Linked DNA regions of Homo sapiens: region 2 is linked to region 1. A link is a contact called in ENCODE Hi-C data. All regions are on one chromosome and are shown on one strand. The core of a region is the stretch at or near the end of the contact, and the rest is flanking DNA. Distances in the headings are between cores, read along the strand shown.

Region 1 (4,257 bases), core at 547-3,046:
GTTGACTATCCTAGATTACTTGAAAAATACTTCCATCCAGTTACCTATAATCTTTCCTGGGACAATTATCAAATGTGCTTGTTAACATTAAATTTATCTTTCTGTTAAATGTTTTGCATTAGCTGTGATCATTTTTGAATAGACAAAGGGTCATACATTGTGCCAGACAAATTCTTTTTCTATCTCATCAGTGAAGAAAAAATTTCTATCCGTACATGACATACTTTGGATTTGTGGAGTTTTGAAGTTTCTACATATTTAATATGATTTTAATCCATTTAAGCTCATAATTTATTTTGTAGTCAGTCTTTGGAACCACACATTCTCCCAGCTTGGATAATATTTTCATTTGAGTATGGACATAATTTGGATCCTACTTTGAGCAAACTATCTTGTAATGGCTTTCTCATATGTCACCTTGTCTAGGCTGAATTGCATTTCCCAGAATTTTTTCTCTTGTTTGTTTTGAGTTGAGGTAAGACATAGGGAAGATTCTTGAGACATTTAGAGGCTGAAAGAGAAGCAGTGGCCATTTTGTGGCTCACACATATTGTTGCTGATCTGTAGATTCACCCTACTGGTGTGAAGCAGCATCTGATTCTGTGGCTGCTCTACCTGCCGCTGATATTCTTTCAGCTTCTCAGACTCCTAGACCAGGGGTGTGTGTTTCACTTTGTGACAAAGGGCCCCACTTCTGCTGGATACCCTCATTACCAAGGTTAGAGGCAACAAGAATGAACACAGGTTTTAGTCCTTCTCCACGGAGTTCCAGCTTAAGCTTGTTGGTTCCAGCCTGCTTGTGTTTTTCCTTTTCTGACTGCCATCCCTGTGATCTTGAAGCCTCAGCATCATGTGTGAGAAAACAGCCATACAGAGACTGCTTAGCCAGCTCCTACAATTGCATAAGGCCAATTCCGTATAACCAATTTCTCTCTCAGATAGAGGAAGAGATACATATAGCTATAAATAAAAATATAGATAATATAGAGATACCAGTAGTTCTCAGCTGGAGGCAATTTTCACCCTCAGGGAACATTTGGCAGTGTCTGCATACGTTTTTGGTTGTTACAACTTGGTGGAGGGTAGAGAGTTGTGCTACTGGCATATAGTGAGTAGAGGCCATAGATAAACCCACAATTCACAGGACTGTCCCCCACCCTCACACCCCAACAAAGAATTATCCAGCCCAAAAGTCAATAATGCCACTCTGCAGAATATCTGATATAAATATAGAGATCTAGATAGATACTAGTTTTTGCTTCTCTGATTAAATGCTAACTGATACAGATTTTAATACCAAGAGTGGTTCCAGGGGGATAGAATCTTAAGTATGAATTCTCTGACTTGGTTTTGAGTCTTCTCTAATATGATTAAATTTAAAAGCACTAATGAGTCTACTTCTAGCAGTAAGAAGGGCACTGGTAGTCAATGGCATGATGTGGCAATAGAGATACACAAAATATCCCCACTGGTTACTGTTAGGGTCCACCCAACTGGACTGTTTCCCCCTCCCATAGATCTAAGCCCCAAAGGCCAAAAGCAAAACACCCTACCCCAAACCCTCCTGTAACTGTTTGACCAGAGGCCAGCTGCTCCAGGATGTGGTTAAGACATCTACCTTGCACAACAGAACTGGCAAGAAAAACATCTCCAGGAAGTGGTCAGACACCTGGCACAAAGGACCCCCCCCCCGCCCCGTCTCTTTTCTTTTTCCTTCACCTTGACCCAGTTCTACACCCTATAAAACCTTGCTATAGCCTGTAAGTGGGGCTGCCTCCTCTGCTTTTGTCAAGAGGTGGCCTGGCAGGACTGACAATAAATCAGCTTGCCTGAACTTGGGTCTATTGGCCTCATTCCTTTCTCGGCCATCCTTCCAATTATCCCTTACAGTTACTCCTAATCAAACACTTACAGAAGACAAGGTTCTGGGTGACCATGTATTTGATGCCTTAGCACATTTTAGTCAAACCAAGGAGTACAATGAGGTTGGCTGTTTGCTCCTAACTGCGTGGGAGAAAGTAGGGAAAGGATAGGCTCGGGAATTTGAATTATCAGCTCAAAGTCCACATAAAGAAACTGAAAGCTTCTGTTTGCCCTGAAAGAAATTCTTATCTTCCTTCCATAGCCACAGGGCCCTGAAAACCAAAATTCAGAGTCTCCGCCCTGCCAGTGGCTGAATGATGCAAAGTGATTTCTCAGCCTTGTAGCCTCTGTATGAATATAAAGCTGGAATGGGATCCTATGGGCAGATTCTCACAAAGCTGGGGACTCTAACCCCTGAGTTCTGCTGAGCCTTTTTTGCCAGTAGAAGCAGCCTTTCTACTCCTGTCTTGAGAAGATTGGCCCTCCTTTGCCTGCCTTTCCTGAGGTAGTTGACTGGTAAGGCACTGCTGATCCTCTTTAAGACCTACCCCCACCACCTCTCTTTGCTTCTAAACCTATAACTTACCTGAAGTCCCAGCGGGCTCAGAGGGGTAAAGTACAAAGTGTAACCCATGAGGAGCTGCTATGCATACCAAAAGCATTGTACAGTTTTATCACTTTATATAGTCAGAAACCTGGGGGATATGCATAGGAATCAATTTTAAAGATATGGAGTCAAAGTGAAAGGAAAATGAAGTTGGATTGGGCAGAATTAGTTGATATGGGCCTGTATTCATCAGCTTGGCGTGCCATAACAAAATACCATGGGCAGGGTGGCTTAAATAACAAAAAAATTATTTTCTTACAATTTTGGAGGATTGAAGTTCAAGATCAAGGTGCCAACAGGCTTAGTTTCTGTGGAGGGCACTTTCCAGCTTGCAGATGGCTACCTTCTTACTGTACCTTCACATGGTCTTTCCTCTGGGCATTCACGTGGAGAGAGAGAGAGACAGCGCTGATGTCTCTTCCTTTTCTTATAAGGACATCAGCCCTATGGAATTAAGGCCTCACCCTTATGACCTCATTTTACTTAATTATCCCCATCTCCAAATATAGTCACATTGGGGGTTAGGGTTTCAACATACACATTTTGGGGAGGAGGCAACAATGCAGTCCATAACAGGGCCAACTAAGCAAATATTCTAGATTCAGTGTTTCAGGTTGAGGGGCTTGACAGTTTACTTGGTTGGTTGGCTGAAACATGGACCCAAAAGTGACCTACAATAAATGAAATCAAAATATGCCAGAACTTTTGGGGTATACTGTAGAGGAAGATATCTAAAGGCTTAGAAACATTTGAATGTTGGAGTGTCTTTATCATATAAGACCTACTCATTCACCTTGAGAGGGCTCTCAGAACACACCCTTTACCCTGGCTATGAGAAATAAATCTGTAAGGGGAGCTCCAGCATCCTTGATGAGCTTTGTGCTGACTATTCATTATAGACCAGAAATTATCATGGGAACTGCTACCATAAACTAGGATCCCTAAATGTAATAACAATGATAGACTCTTGAGACGACAAAGGCCAAGTGGCAGTGGCAGCACTTAATTGCCTTTGTAAATTGAATTGTGTTCCCTCAAAAAGATATGTTGAAGTCCTAGCCCCCAGTATTTGTGAATGTGACCTTATTTGAAAATAGGATCTGTGTAGATATAATTAAATTAAGATGAGGTTGTAATGGATTAAAGTGGTCTTTAATCTAATGACTGGTGTCCTCATAAGAGGGAAATTTAGACATAGAGATGCACAGGAAGAATGCTGTGTCATGACGAAGGCAGAGGTTGGAGCAAAGCAGTTGCAAGCCAAGGAATGCCAAGGATTGCCAGCACTCATCAGAAGCTAGAAGAGAGGTATGGAATAGATTCCCTTTCAGAGCCTCAGAAAGAACCAACCTTGCTAACACCTTGATTTCAGCCTTCTAGCCTCCATAATGTGGGAGAATAAATTTCTATAGTTTTAAGCCACCCAGTTTGTGGTACTTTATTATGGCAAACCTAAGAAACTAATACAAATTGCCTAAGACAAGATTAGTATAGTTACCATAATTGCCAGCAGAGTCAAAGCAGTGATTAGAAGAGTCTGGCTCCCAGAAATCTTTAGTGTTGGCTGGTTGATCACAGTGCCTCTAAAAAAAAAATAGATGGACAGTTTACTAAATTCTTACTTGATCTATATAAGCAGAACAGATCTAGCCTTAGTGAACGGAAGCCTTACTTGAATCCCTAAAATATGATAACCCTTGAGTCAATTCCCAGATTTGAGCCAGTTCACCAACCTAAAATTGATTGAACAAAGGGGAGATCGGGCCCACTTGAGGAAAGAGCCTAAT
Region 2 (3,719 bases), core at 850-3,349, 6.0 Mb before region 1:
TACATGTGCCTGGGAAGGGGACTTTGTCCCTGGGCTTTTTGCTGCCCCCGTTTCCAGCCTCGCCTGGATGGGGACAGATGGCAGTCAGCTTAGACTGTAGTGTGAAGCCCTACAGGCTGACTTCCTGCCATGTGTTGAATAGTGGAAGGAACGTGGAGCAGAGAGTTGGAGTTGGGCGGGGGCTGCAAACATAGAGGGCACTGTTTCCTTGACCCCTGCTGTGTGCTAGGCATTCAGCTGGGTGCTTCAGGCTCACTGCAAAACTTGGATCATTATCCCATGAGACAGGTGAAAAGATTGAAGCATAGAAAGGGAAATGACATGCTCAGGGCCATTAGCCAGAGCTGGCCTGGGAACCCAGAGGTGTCCAAAGGACACGCATTCTTTTTTTTTTTTTTTTTTTTTTTTTTTTTTTTTTTTTTGAGATGGAGTCTCCCTCTGTCGCCCAGGCTGGAATGTGCAGTGGCGTGATCTCGGCTCACTGCAACCTCTGCCTCCCGGGTTCAAGTGATTCTTCTGCCTCAGCCTCCTGAGTAGCTAGGATTACAGGCGTGCACCACCACACCTGGTTAATTTTTGTGTTTTTAGCAGAGATGGGGTTTCACCATGTTGGTCAGGCTGGTCTCAAACTCCTGACTTTGTGATCCACCCGCTTTGGCCTCCCAAAGTGTTGGGATTATAGGCATGAGCCACCGCATCCGGCCAGGACACATTCTTTTTATGATCCTAGGATCCTTAGCTTCTTAGCTTGGTTGTCAACTGGCTGGATGACCTTGGCTGTGTTCCTTGACTTCTCTGGACCTTACCTCCTCCAAGTAGGAGCACGTGGCCCTCTGTTGTTGGGAGTCTTGAGGCAGGTGGCTTTCTGCCTTCTGTTCCCCTGGATTATCTTCCTATAGGGTCCTACCATTTGCTTTAGAGACTTCTGAGAATTGCCTACTCCCCAGGTAGCTGCCTGCCTGCCATTGGTTCCCCTGAGTTAAGCAATATCCATTGCTTGCGCTCAGTTCTCTCCCACCTCCTCTTATTGGGGATTCATGAGCATCATTGAAGGCTTGGGTGGAGTGGAGGTGGGAACCTGAGCCTCAGAGGTATCCTGTGGCCCACCCTGTCCCTGTTATGCTCAGATAACCTCCTCCTGGAAACATGACTCTGCATCTCTCCCTTGCTCCCTCCCTCCATGTGGCTTTGACTCAGCAGAAACCTCTAACCCTGACCAGGGTCCTGGTGCTAGCTTCTGTGGGCAGAGTGAAGGCCACATGGTTGTTTCTACATGGGCCATGGGGGAGTGGCAAGGGCTGTGCATGTTACCACGATGAGGCCCAGAAACATTAGCTAGGCCCACTCTTCTGGGCCTTTTGGTCTTGGAACATCAGCACTAGGAGGGATGGATCTGAGATCAATTTTGATTGTTTTATAAATGGGGAAACTGAGGCCTCAAGAGAAAGCCAAGACCCTACCCTATCTAGGTCATACAACCAGTGTCAGAACATTGGTATTTGAGGTTGAACCAGGCCACAGAAAGAAGATTCCCACGGGCCATTTCCTGTACACCAGCTTCCTTCAGCCTCTCCCGTGTATCCTTCAGGTTTCTCATCCTTGCAGTGGGAATCCTTGAGCAGAGGAGCACACATCTCAGGAACCAGACTATCCAGTGGGATGAGTTCTGTCTCTCCCACTGAGGGTATGCTAGTTGGGGTAGTTGGGGCTACAGACCAGGTCACACCACAGCTGCTTGACAGGCAAGTGAGACCTTTGTCCTGGCTCATCTCCTCAGGAGATTGGTTCTCAGTGGGGCCAGGGTTCCCACTGGACCAGGAGGGTAGTGGGGAGCAGACCAGGTCCCTGTCTCCCTCTGCAGCTGTGTGTACACACGTTAGTGTGGTTTGTTTTTAGGTTCCCTGTAGACACCTAGCTTCCTTTTTTGCCCTTAGCGGAACTTGCTGTGGCTCTTCTGGGAGGCAGGCAGCTACCTGGGGAGTAGGCAGTTCTCAGATGTCTCTAAAGCAAATGGTAGGACCCTATAGGAAGATAATCCAGGCTCTCATGTCTTGCTTCTTAACATAAATCTGGGTACATTATTGGTTACATTACATTAGTTACATAAGGACTTCCCCCGGGCAACAGAGGAGAGAGGTTGAGGCTAGTCTGTTAGAGCTCTTGGTTATTTCCCCTGCCCTCCACCTACCCTGCCAGAGGCCAGGAAGGAGGTTGGTGGGGTAGGGGGTCCCTCAGTTTATAGAGCCTCACATCTTCAGTCTTTCCTGAAGTGGCAAGGGCATCTACTCATTGAATGTGATAGTTCTCTGTTGTGGGATTTGTTGGGTGAGCATTTGGCCTCAGGGAGCATCTTTGGCAGTCTCTGCTGTATGTGTATACACATGTGCATTTCTATACTGGTGTCTCTGTGTGTCCAGAAAAAGGAAAGAAGTGGGGTGTGTATGGGGAGGGTAAGGTTCATATTGGCCTCTGTGGCCCTAGGGAGAGATGCAGCCCCTGATATCTATAATCTCTGCCCTCTCCCATGCCTTTCCTGGGTTCTAGCTGATTCCTGCTTGTGCTGGTGTGGAAACTGAGGCACACAAGATCAGGTCCTGCCCCAGGGAGTAAGGTGACTAAGATGGTGGCTGGATTGGGGTGAAGGTGGTAATATCAGCTGGGGCCAGCAGTTACCCTTTGAGAGCCTGGCCTCCCCTTCACTCCCCCTAAATCTGTGATCCCAGGCAAGCTTTGCCACATTTCTGTGTCTCCTGGGTAAAGTAAGAGTGTTTTGGTAAGGATAGAATGAGTTGGAGTGTGAAAAGTCTTTGGTGTGGGACCAATTGTAGTATTGTACTGAGGATTTCTGAGCCCTGTTTGAGATGGGAACAGAGGTAGAATGGTGGGGGACCCCCTTCCAGCTGGCCTCTGGGAGGGGAGAACAGGTGCAGATTGCCCACAAGTGCAGCGTCAGCAAGAGGAGGAGTTTCAGTTTCTATCAAAACAAGTTCTCTGAATTCCCCTACCTCTGCAGGTCATCCCCCCAACCTCAGACCCCTCCACAGGGAAGTCAAGCCTGGCCCCCAGCCCTGTGTGCCAGCCTTCTGGGAAGAGGAGGGCTTTCTGGAGGACAGAGGTGGAGCTAGGAAAGTCAGAAAAACGAATTCTTTTTTTTTTTTTTGAGACAGAGTTTCGCTCTTGTTGCCTAGGCTGTAGTGCAGTGGTGTGATCTTGGCTCATTGCAACCTCCACCTCCCGGGTTCAAGCGATTTTTCTGCCTCAGCCTCCCAAATAGCTGGGATTACAGGCATCCACCACCCTGCCTGGCTAATTTTTTGTATTTTTAGTAGAGATAGGGTTTCACCATGTTGGCTCGGCTGGTCTTGAACTCCTGACCTCAGGTGATCCACCTGCGTCGGCCTCCCAAATTGCTGGGATTACAGGCGTGAGCCACCACACCTGGCCAAAAATGAATTCTTGTTGAGTACTTCCTATGTGTTTAGCTCTGTGCTTAGATGCTTTTCCTGCCTTATATTATTGGAGAAATCCTTCTATTCTCCCTTGTTGGGGTAGTACTATTGCTGTTTTCCTTGGTTTGGAGATGTATATTTTCTTCCACGTTAATGATTCCAAACTTAGGGTATACCTTATAATCAGTGTGGTGTGTTTCCCCCCTCAAAAGCTGTGATTAGGTACATGTTATACCATATCACCTATCAGTGCCATCATAGGATTGAGGA

The links. Hi-C counts contacts between places; a loop is a spot of excess contacts on that map. Pooled maps may share reads with other maps.
Region 2: a map with no recorded cell type shows a loop between it and region 1 (15-fold over the local background). The contact joins two enhancer-like sites. A Hi-C loop is called at or near these places in 2 of 37 single-sample maps with no recorded cell type and 2 of 50 pooled maps.

What each region holds. Positions count from the first base shown.
Region 1 is chrX:42,941,175-42,945,431 of GRCh38, reverse strand. It overlaps LOC105373188 (a long non-coding RNA gene), which reads right to left. Exons shown (of 5, transcript XR_949037.3): 4 at 3,969-4,053; 5 at 376-892. Among named protein-coding and RNA genes, the nearest start is that of PPP1R2C, 170 kb to the right of the region's middle. RefSeq lists a silencer at 865-924. Within about 2 kb of position 1,796, at least 7 of the 41 ENCODE cell types and tissues checked have a DNase peak (open chromatin) inside an H3K27ac peak, as active enhancers do.
Region 2 is chrX:48,938,136-48,941,854 of GRCh38, reverse strand. The region is part of intron 2 of OTUD5 (OTU deubiquitinase 5); the gene reads left to right. Among named protein-coding and RNA genes, the nearest start is that of OTUD5, 18 kb to the left of the region's middle. RefSeq lists cis regulatory regions at 1-147, 1-486, 901-1,401, 576-1,726 and enhancers at 1,291-1,550, 2,681-2,730, 2,741-3,240. Within about 2 kb of position 2,099, at least 6 of the 41 ENCODE cell types and tissues checked have a DNase peak (open chromatin) inside an H3K27ac peak, as active enhancers do.